2 separate regions of the Homo sapiens genome follow, and region 2 is linked to region 1. Evidence: chromatin contacts called from ENCODE Hi-C or POLR2A ChIA-PET data. All regions are on one chromosome and are shown on one strand. Each heading gives the region's core, a stretch centred on a gene start or an enhancer-like site at or near the end of the contact. The rest is flanking DNA. Distances are from core to core; before and after follow the strand shown. Region 1 overlaps NET1 (neuroepithelial cell transforming 1). Region 2 holds the start of LINC02642 (long intergenic non-protein coding RNA 2642).

Evidence for each region. Hi-C counts contacts between places; a loop is a spot of excess contacts on that map. ChIA-PET counts read pairs that join two places held with the same protein, here RNA polymerase II (POLR2A). Pooled maps may share reads with other maps.
Region 2: a pooled map shows a loop between it and region 1 (7-fold over the local background). The contact joins the promoter of LINC02642 here to the enhancer-like site in region 1. A Hi-C loop is called at or near these places in 2 of 37 single-sample maps with no recorded cell type and 4 of 50 pooled maps. POLR2A ChIA-PET finds 5 or more read pairs at or near these places in 1 of 52 experiments (activated B cell).

What each region holds. Positions count from the first base shown.
Region 1 is chr10:5,440,412-5,445,561 of GRCh38, forward strand. The region is part of intron 3 of NET1 (neuroepithelial cell transforming 1); the gene reads left to right. Among named protein-coding and RNA genes, the nearest start is that of NET1, 30 kb to the left of the region's middle. RefSeq lists an enhancer at 1,843-2,012. Within about 2 kb of position 3,145, at least 3 of the 41 ENCODE cell types and tissues checked have a DNase peak (open chromatin) inside an H3K27ac peak, as active enhancers do.
Region 2 is chr10:7,471,599-7,476,748 of GRCh38, forward strand. LINC02642 (long intergenic non-protein coding RNA 2642) reads right to left here and starts at 1,251. Exons shown (of 4, transcript NR_184109.1): 1 at 1,172-1,251. RefSeq lists enhancers at 390-589, 600-699.

The DNA of each region.
Region 1 (5,150 bases), core at 1,895-4,394:
ACAACAGTTGAGGTTGGAACTACCACTTAAGTTTACAGTGGTCCACTGTCATTTACCACAGTCCACCTCATTATTGTAAGAGGCACTCAGATAAACAGAATGAGGATCTAGTGGAGACTATCACTTGTGCAGTCCGTAACTCTGATGGCTGATCTCTGCATTTTCTCCTGGTGTGCAATACTGCTTCTGACTTACCATCTTGGCCCAGGTGTAAGGGGTGAAATTTCAGGGACTCCCACTTAGCTATTCCCACCATGGTGCTGAGAACATTATGAAAGTTCTGTCAGCTGCTTTTTCAAATCTTTTAAAGCAATTAGCCAAAGCCAGTAAACACTACAATCATTACAATTACCACTGCCCCTCTCTTGTTCATTTGCCACCACTACTATGTAAGGCATTGCCTCACTACTCTGTGTCTCATCCCTATTCATACCTGTAGTCCTTATCACCATTTTACTAGTGAGTGAGTCTGTTTCAGAGTCCCATCCTGTGTTTCTGATCTCTAGGACCAATCTCAGTGTCCATATTTTAGCCTGGGTTCTCCCTCCAGAAATCAGAGCCTAAAACGAGGACTCATTGACAGGTGTCTTTCTTGAGGTATGATCCCAGGGAACAAGCTGGAGAAGTGAAAGAGAGGAGGCCCGTGCAGTGTCTAATTAAGCTGTCACTACTGTGGGCAGTGGGGTAGATCTCTCTGGAACCCTCTGAAGAGCTGTGTAAAACACACCACAGACTTCTCCTCTCAACGGACTGAAGAGGGGAGCTTTTATCCTGCAGCTTCTGTGCTCCGTTAGTCAACAAGTGGCCTTTCGGGTGTCCATCCCACACACCCGTGGCTACACATGTGCATGTGCCACACAGCAGCATCCAAGAAGCCCAGGGTGGAAGGCAAGAGATACACAGTGCAGCTGAGGCAAGGGACTGTGGGGTCACTCCTGTGGGGAGCCAGTTGCTATGGCAATGTCAAATTGGGCTGAGAAAACAGGAGGCTGGGCACAAGACACAATATCCTTTTGTCTTTAGTTTGGGGCCTTAAGCTGAAGTTCAGGGAAAAATGGGAGGAATCCCATTCAACAGCTTGTTACAGAAGACTAAGTGGTCTTACGTTATACTGGAAGTTATTCGTTACCTGAGATAAAAAGTCACCACTAACAGTGCTGATACCCCATTTGATTGGCTATTTGTGTTGTCATCGCACAAAAGAACCATTGTTTTGACAATACCAAACTTATTAGCCTATGAGACTATTTTATTTAAAGTGTGTCTAATAATACTTAATTGGTCTAAACTGATGTTTTTTCCCCAAACCAAATTCTTAGTACTAAACTTGGAGATTCAAATCACATATAACTTCATTACTAATTTCTTTCGTACTTATCCAGTTCAAATGTAACTCTTTTTGTTTTTAAGTTATTACTAGATATTTTGGAACTATGGTTTTTCAAAAGTTCCACTTTTCAATTAATACTTCCTTTTTAGTAAGATTTAAAATTTTATTTTTAACTAACCTATTTTTAGTGAGATACAGAGTATATGCTTGTAATCTTGAATTCTAGAGTTTTAAAATGGAATGTAGTTTTCTTATATTTAGAAAAAGTTCTTAAAATATTTCTTGTGAATTGTGGAATCTTTTTCATATACTTGTATCATTTTAAAATATATGTTTAATTTAGTAATATAAGACATGAAGGCTGTACAAAGACTGAAAATACAGATTTTACTGGTCATATTTTTCCACAAATTAAGAGATTGTTTATGTAGTCATCTATGTAATGTCGTTACAAATATAATTACAAAGTTGAAAAACAGGTTGACAATTGCATTTCACAATATCTCGTGTAGAGGGCAGCAGAGAGCTTAGATTTTGTTTTCTCTTTGCCTGTAGTATGGCTTCCCTAGTCTAATTTCCAATTGCTTGTTATTGTTCCAGGTAAAAGTAGATAATAATGCCTAGACCAAAAAAAGTAATGATTATTCCTAAGCTCTAATTTATTTCTAAATTCCAAGCAGTTTTTCACTTGAAAGGGGAGAACAAGTAACCTAACACTCCTTTTCTATACATAAGAGAAACATCTTTCTCTTTACCTTTACATAACTCAGTTACGTTTATAAATTCTAGATGTTCTATAGAAAGAAAAGACGCTAACCAATCTGTGCCTCAGTTACGCCGTTTGTAGAAAGTTATACAAATAGTTGCTGTTGGCCAGGCAGGGTGGCTCATACCTGTAATTCCAGCACTTTGGGAGGCCAAGGCAGGCAGATCACTTGAGACCAGGAATTCGAGACCAGCCTGGCCAACATGGTAAAACCCCATCTCTACTAACATTACAAAAATTAGCCAGGCGTGATGGCACACTCGGGAGGCTGAGGCATGAGAATCACTTGAATCCAGGAGGCAGAGGTTGCAGTGAGCTGAGATTGTGCCATGGCACTCCAGCCTGGACAACAGAGCAAGACCCTGTCTTTAAAAAAAAAAAAAAAGAAAGAAAGAAAAAAACTCTTCTAAACTTACACAACTGGAACTATTTTATTATCTTTTTACCTACCCCATGTCTTGTTATAAAAAGGCTATAAGGCAGCTAATCTCTCAACCGTTTTTATGGTTTCCTCCTCTATAAAAGTATTGGCAATTTAGTGAATACTGCTAGCCTGGGACTCAGGAGACTTTGGTTTTAAACTTAGGTCTACTGTTAACTTAGGTCACTAACATATACTGAGCACCTAGTGTGTCTCAGAACATGTGCTAAAGGTTTTATATGGGTTATCTTCATCTGGACAGTGTCACAACAGCTGAGCAGAACAGAGTCATCAGGTCTGTTAAGCCACTGATTAACAAGGTACCTTTGGACAAGTTTCTTAAACTTGGTCAGTCCTAGTTTCCTCCTTCTCTAAAATTGAGATAATAAGTACTTCATAGAGTTGATTAAGATAACATGTATAAAGCTCTAGCACAAAGTAATTGAGATAATAAGTACTTCATAGAGTTGATTAAATAACATATAGAACTCTAGCACAAAGTAAGACCTTAAATTTTTCTTCTATTTTTCACCACCACCCATTAAGTTTCCTTATGAGAAAACTGAAGAGGATGGGTGAATGATCTCAGAGGGCCTGTTTAGTCCTCTGGTTTTATGCAGCATTGTGACAAGACTCAAGATTCTTGAGTCCAGTTGAACTTCCGCATGTTCATCATTCCTTTTTTAGATGCTGTCTACATTTAGACCCCAAACCTGCACATTCAAAATGAAACTAAGATTTTAGTGTTGGTGAGCTGGGGCTTTTGTGAACATGGCTGTCATCAGTATACCCTATTTGTTTTCTATTTCTGTATTTACATATAAAGACTTCTACCTTTACCTCTTGGGTCCCCAGCTGAAGGAGAGAATGAAAGATACCCCTTCTCATTATCTTGGCTCATTTCTGTTGGAACTAAGTGGAAAAACAGTTTCAAGAAAGACATCGGGTAAGAATCCCAGGAGAACTCCTAGCTGCTTCTTTCCTAACTCCCACTGCACATAATCCTTTATTCCCTTAGAAACTATGTGGCCGTAAAGTATTGGCCTTACTTACGCCATATTTTAACTGATGAAGCTAACTGAACCAGACTGCTGGGGTCTAGCCTAGGCTGTTCATATTAGCTCTGAGAATGTAGGTAGATCACTGTTCTTAAAATTAAGAGTAAAATTAGGAGTCCACAATCGCTCAGGTGCTTCTACTTTCATGCTATATGGAAATATCTTCTACAGTCATCCACTCTTAAGGCCAACCACATCACACATACTGCCCAGGACAGACTGGACAATAGAGTAGATGATGAAACAGAGCCAATCTCCATTACTTTAAAAAATAAACTCAAAGCAGAAAGATGAATTATTACCACATCTCGTGTATAAAACACACATAGCTACAGAAGGGCAGTGGTGGTCCTTCCTGCAAGAAGTAGCAACTCTCCTGCAAACCTTAGGCAATTACTTTTTATAGATTATTTGTCTTTATAAATAGTCTGCACCCACTATTCTTCTGTATTCACTCTTCAGCCCCTGTAATTTGCCTCTGTCTTTACTCCACTGAAATAGCACACTTGAGATCCTCATTAAACTTGTAATCACTAAATCCGTGGCTTTTTTCATACCCTCCTTAACCTCTTTGCTGTAATTAACATTTTTTTCTTCCCTTGGCTTTTGCTTTGTTTCTTTCCTTCTAACTATTCCTTTTGCAGAATTTTCCTTCCCTTGGCTTTCCTCCAAAGTTAGATCCTTGGACCATGTTCTTTTTGTCCAAATTTTCTCTCCCAGTCATCTCATTCACTCCCATAGCTTCGATTTTTATCTCTGTATCTGACTCTCCAGTCTAAATCTAGCCTCCAGCCTCTTTCAGGTTTTTGTCCAACATTTCCAACTACCAGCAGAATATTTTCATTTGCATGTTCTTCCACCGCCTCACACTCAGTATATCTAAAATGTAACTTAGAATTTTCTTTCAAAGCTTGTTCCTTCTTATTTCTTGATTTGCACTAACAGTTACCCCTCCTATTTAAAGAATTGTAGGCGTCTGTGACTTCTTGCTTATATCCTTTTCCTTCTTCCCTACTGGTCCTACTTTAGGCAAAGTTCTTGTTGCCCGACTGTGATTTTTGCATGATGTTTTCAGTCATCTTTCAACCATCTTAAACACCAGTCACATATATCTTATTACAACATAGCTCTCATTATCTCTCTCACCTATTGAGTACATCCATCTGTTCCATCTTTACGCACAGCCCGTGATCTCAGTGTGGGCTCACTCCCTTGTCCTCCTTGAAATTTTCTCTTGTTCAAATCTATGAAAAATATTACATTCAAGGCCGCACAGACATAACATCTTAAACCTCTTCCTGGCATTGTTCCCAGCCGTGTCTTAGCTTAGAAAACTACCTGAAGTGGTTTCTCTTCCAGAACTCCTGTAGCACTTATTAGCTACACACCTTAGTTTTGAATTTGCAAAAGCTATCTTCTGTTATCTCTTCATGTGGCCTACCTTTACACAATGGTCTCTTTAGCAGATATGAAGCCTATTTTTTTTTATTACCCAAGTATCTAGAATAGTGACTTTTATATAATAGATTTATCTGATTCTATAAATCCTCAGACTAGAAATATTTTTCCAACATA
Region 2 (5,150 bases), core at 1-2,500, 2.0 Mb after region 1:
TCTCACTATCCATAAAAATGAACACAAAAGGGATCAAAGACTTAAATGTAGGTGCTAAAACTGTAAAACTGCGAGAAAAACACAAAAACATAAGTCTCCATGACCTGAAGGGTTAGGCAATAGTTTCTTTTTCCCCAGAAAGTCTGGCTGACCTTAAAAGAGCCTGCTTCACACAGCATTAAAGATCTGTTTCACACCTGATGCATTACTCTTGCAATAGGCAGGGCTGTCTATGCTATCCTTGTAACATAACTCTTGCTGTGGCTGAAATGAACACACTTAGGCGGTGTACACACACACATACACACATACAGCATGGTCGCAGCCACTCATAAAGCCTGGATCAGTCTCTTCAAATCCTACATGGGCTTCAGCCTAGATAGTCACTGGGAACAGCAACCTCTCAGGGTTAAGCCAGGAACACTACAGTCATGCTGATCCTGAAACTGTTTCAAATATAGCCTGGAGTATTTAATACCTTTATAAACGGAAATGAAACTGGGTTAAAATAACGACCCAAACCAGATGGCGCAAATGTTCTGTTCTCTTCAGAAACTGAAAGAGGAACAAAAAAGAGACTCCTTCCCAAGGGAGCAGGTGCAGCTGCTGGGGAGCATCGGGGCTTTTCCTGAGCGCTGCAGACACCTACAGCCTGGGACCACGTGCTGCTCAGAATGCTCATTCTCTGATTTGTAAGCAATTAATATGGCTGTGACAGCAGCAATCCGGACACAGCAATGCAGAATTCTCAACACAATTCTACTTCCTAGCTCTAGTATTTGCTGAAATGTGCAACAACATGTTCTATAAATCAACTAAAATTTGTTGAGTGTTTACTGTGAGCCAGACACTGTTGTACCAGTATTACTGCAGTAACTCATTTAATCCTTACAACAATCTTACGAGATGGATTCATTTTTCCAAAAATGTACATTGAAACCTAAGCAAGTTAAGTAATATGCCCAATTCATAGAGCTTCTCACCAGAGTTTGGATTCAGGTCATCTGACTCCATAAGCCAGGTGTTTAGCCCTTACTCTCTTTTGCCAAACTGCTAGAATTATAAAAAAAACTGCAAAATGAAATCATTCATTCCTTGGTGTATTTGTTTTCTATTGTCACATTACCAGAAATTTAGCGGCTTTTAAAATAACACAAATTTATTTACTTACAATTTTGAAGATCAGAGTTTGGGGCTAAAATCAAACTGTTGGCAGAGCTTCATTCCTTCTTGAGGCTCTAAAGGAGAAGCTATTTCTTTACCTTTTGCAGCTTCTAAAGGCCGCCTACGTTCGTTAGCTGGTAGCCCCCTCCTCCATCCTCAGAGCTCGTCACTACAGCCTCTGATTTTGCCTCTGCATCTCCTTTCTCACCCTGACTGTCCTGCCAGTCTCTTATCAGGACCCTTGTGATTACACTGGGTCCCACTGAATAATCTGGGATAACCTCCCCATATCAAGTTCCTTAACTCAATCACATCTGCAAAGTCCCTTTGCCATCTAAGGTAACAGATTCACAGGTTCCAGGCCCTGGGATATGGACATCTTTTGGGGATGGTCATTATTCTAACACAAATAAGGAACTAATAAGCCCACCCATGTATCTGCATCATATGTTTCTTAAAAAGAAAAAGAAAAGAAAGAAGAATAAAACACAAGTCTGCAAGTTCATAAAGCACTTAGAAACTATCGGTGGTCAATATGGGGGTCACGTGGAATTGTCCACAATGTCTACTTCTTGGTAGGTTTGTACAAAATCAACAACTGTGAAAAGTTTCACATTAAATTCAAAATCAATAGCAGAGAGAGTTGAGAAAATCCCAAATATGTGGAATTAAACAATACATTCCTAATAACCAATGAATCAAAGAAAAAAAATCACAAGGGAAATTTGAAAATACTTACAGATGAAGGAAAATGAAAATACAACATACAAAAACATATGGAATGCCACAAAAGCTGCTCATAGCAGCAGCATTATTCATTATAGACAAAAAAAGTGGAATAATTCAAATGGCCATTAAATGATGAATGGATAAACAAAATGTGGTATATTCAAACAATGGAGTATTATTCAGCCATTAAAAAGGAATGAAGTGTTGAGACATGTTATGACATGAATGAACCTTGAAAACACCCTGCTCAGGGAAAGGAGCCAGGCACAAAAAGCCACATATTATGATTCCATTTATATGCAATGTCCAGAATAGGCAAATCCATAGAGACAGAAGGTAGGTTAGCAGTTGCCAGGGGCTGGGGGGAGGGAGGAATGGGGAGGACCTTGGTGCCTCACCAGAGCACACACCAGCTAACCTGTGATGGCCATGTGGCATGAATGAGAAACAGACATTTGCTGTTTTATTTAATTTTTTAATTTTTTTTGGGGGAGGGGGACAGAGTTTTACTCTTGTCACCCAGGCTGGAGTGCAATGGCGTGATCTCGGCTCACTGCAAACTCTGCCTCCTGGGTTCAGGTGATTCTCCTGCCTCAGCCTCCCGAGTAGCTGGGACTACAGGAATCTGGCACCACACCCAGCTAATTTTTTTTTATTTTTATTTTTAGTAGAGATGGGGTTTCACCATGTTGGTCAGGCTGGTCTTGAACTCCTGACCTCAGGTGATCTGCCCACCTCGGCCTCCCAAAGTGCTGGGATTACAGGCATGAGCCACCGCGCCCAGCCCATTTGCTGTTTTAAACCAGTGAGATCTGGGGCCTTGTTTATTATCATGGAATTCTAGTCCGTCCTGATTAACAGAGGGTAATGGATAACCCGAGGGCATTTTTCCAATATCCCAAAGGGATGGATAATTAATTACGCCCCCCCCCCCTTCTATTTGGAAATTTCACTGCAAGTTCTTCTAAGTACTCTTAGGACAGGCAACAGCTGAGTGGTCCCGATGAGCCCAGGACATCTCTGATTATTTGAATGGACTTCTCTTTCCCCTCCAGGTGCAGCTGGCTGTAGCAGAATGTGGTTTGAGAGTCCCAGCAGCGCCCTGAGGCCTCTGCCTGCTGAGTTCCTCCCATGAGTCTTCAGTCTCCAAGAACTGAGCTCTACTCTCACGGGCCCCAGCCTCACTCACAGGGACCCTCCAGTCACCTTTTTTATTTTCTATTTTTATTTATTTTTTTGAGGTGGAGTCTCGCGCTGTCACCTAGGCTGGAGTGCAGTGGCGTGATCTCAGCTCACTGCAACCTCTGCCTCCTGGGTTCAAGTGATTCTCGTGTCTCAACCTCCCCAGTAGGTAGGATTGAAGGCGTGCGCCACCACGCCCGGCTAATTTTTGTATTTTTAGTAGAGATGGAGTTTCGTCATGTTGGCCAGGCTGGTCTCGAACTCCTGACCTCAGGCAGTCACCTCCTTTAGATGATGGCCTTTCTTTGGGGGTTTCTCTGTTGTCCCCACCTCTGCCACTGTCCCTGTATTCTACCCTGCCTCCCTAATCTACCCACCCTGGACTAGACTGAAAGACCTGGACCTGGATTGAATGTGGAACATCTCTTACCGGACTTGGTTGTAGGAATATGACCATGCATTCATTGCAGATGCAAGTTAAAGAAGAATATTTTAAATATTGTTGGCTTAAGCCAGGCGGCAAAATATTCAAACATAAAATCTCAGATGCAGCCAAATCAGAACAGCGTGTTCTGGTGACGCGTTTCGGCAAACGCAATCATTCACGGGCTCCTCTGAGCCTAATTAAGCAAAAGCCCAGCTGGGGGCTACAGGAAAAACAACTGTGGATTCTACCTTCATTGCAACAGGTTACAACTGCTGATTTATGCCTCTCGGCAGGAACAACTGGCCCTGGGCCAGGGAGATCACGGAGGCAGCCAAGGAGCCCATGGGTTGCCCCCCTATCCCGGTCCACCCCACGGTGAGGACAGTGCCCTCAGTCACCAAATGCTCAGGATTTACATGAAGTGGGGTAGTCAGAAACTGCAGAGAGTCCATGGAAAGATAGGGGTCACCTCTTGGGGACAGCCAGGACCAGCCCTGCACTGAGTCAACACTTCTGCTGTTCTGCCCCTGAGCCTTTGCTCCCCCATCTCTCGCCGGTCGTTTCCTGCCAAGCGTCTGGTGCCTTCCTGCTGATCCCAGCTGTTTCTTCCCAGGGGCGTCCTAGCAACCATTCAGCCCTTGCATCCTTTCCTTTGAAAGGCCACCAGTCTCCCTCCTTCCCTCGAGCAGGAGGACCGCAGAGCGCACCCTGACGGAAGCGTTCACACTCAAGTGTTTATGGTTGCGTGTCTTCTTGCACAGGGATGTCTGCGTTTCCAATACCGGCTTCTGGACAGGACTCACTCCGAGAAATAAATGTGTAATGGATATTTCTTTTCTAGAACAAATGGGGTGGAAGTGGGAGTTTTGGCATCTCTTGAAATTTCATTTCGAGGTAAAATTTCATTTTGAGGTAAAATTATGAGAATTTCATTTCATTGTAAGGCCGTTCTTGCTGGCCAACTGAAATGTGTGTTGGAAGAAATGCAAGGGGCTCTTACGAAGCAGATGTTCAGGGCAGCACAGACGCTCATAGGCTCAAGAGCAGACAGACAGGGAAGGAGCTAAAAAGGGAAAGCTTTTTCTCAGATAGCACAGCTAGTTCCTAAGACTAAGGGTCATGCCCCAGCTGCTGCAGCATTTTCCCAAGTTCTCTGTTTCTTCTAAAATCACACATTTTCTCAGTGCTTTTTGGCTTACTACCTTTAATAGGCATATAAACGTTTTAAAAACTCATATCAGTATTGATAGCTTTCCTATAGATTAAACGTATTCTTAAACTCCCACTGCCCACATCCACCAAATAGAAACACAATGAATTTTAAGGCAAAAGCACTCCTTGCTTTAAGGTACCCGTAATATTACCCGCTGTGATATTGTTGTCTGTCCCACTATAAATCGTGTCCCATTATTATGAATAATTATCTTTCAATAAGGGTTAATTTAGAATTCTACACTCTTTCTTTTTTTTTTTTAAATTAAAATGTGTGGTGGCTCACATCTGTAATCCTAGCACTTTGAGAGACTGAGGCCAGGAGTTCCAGACCAGCCTGTCTCTACAAAAAAAAATAAAATTAAATTAAAATTAAAATAATAAAAAAAAATTTTAATTAAATGTGTGTGCCCTTACTGTACTTATTTTCTCTTTA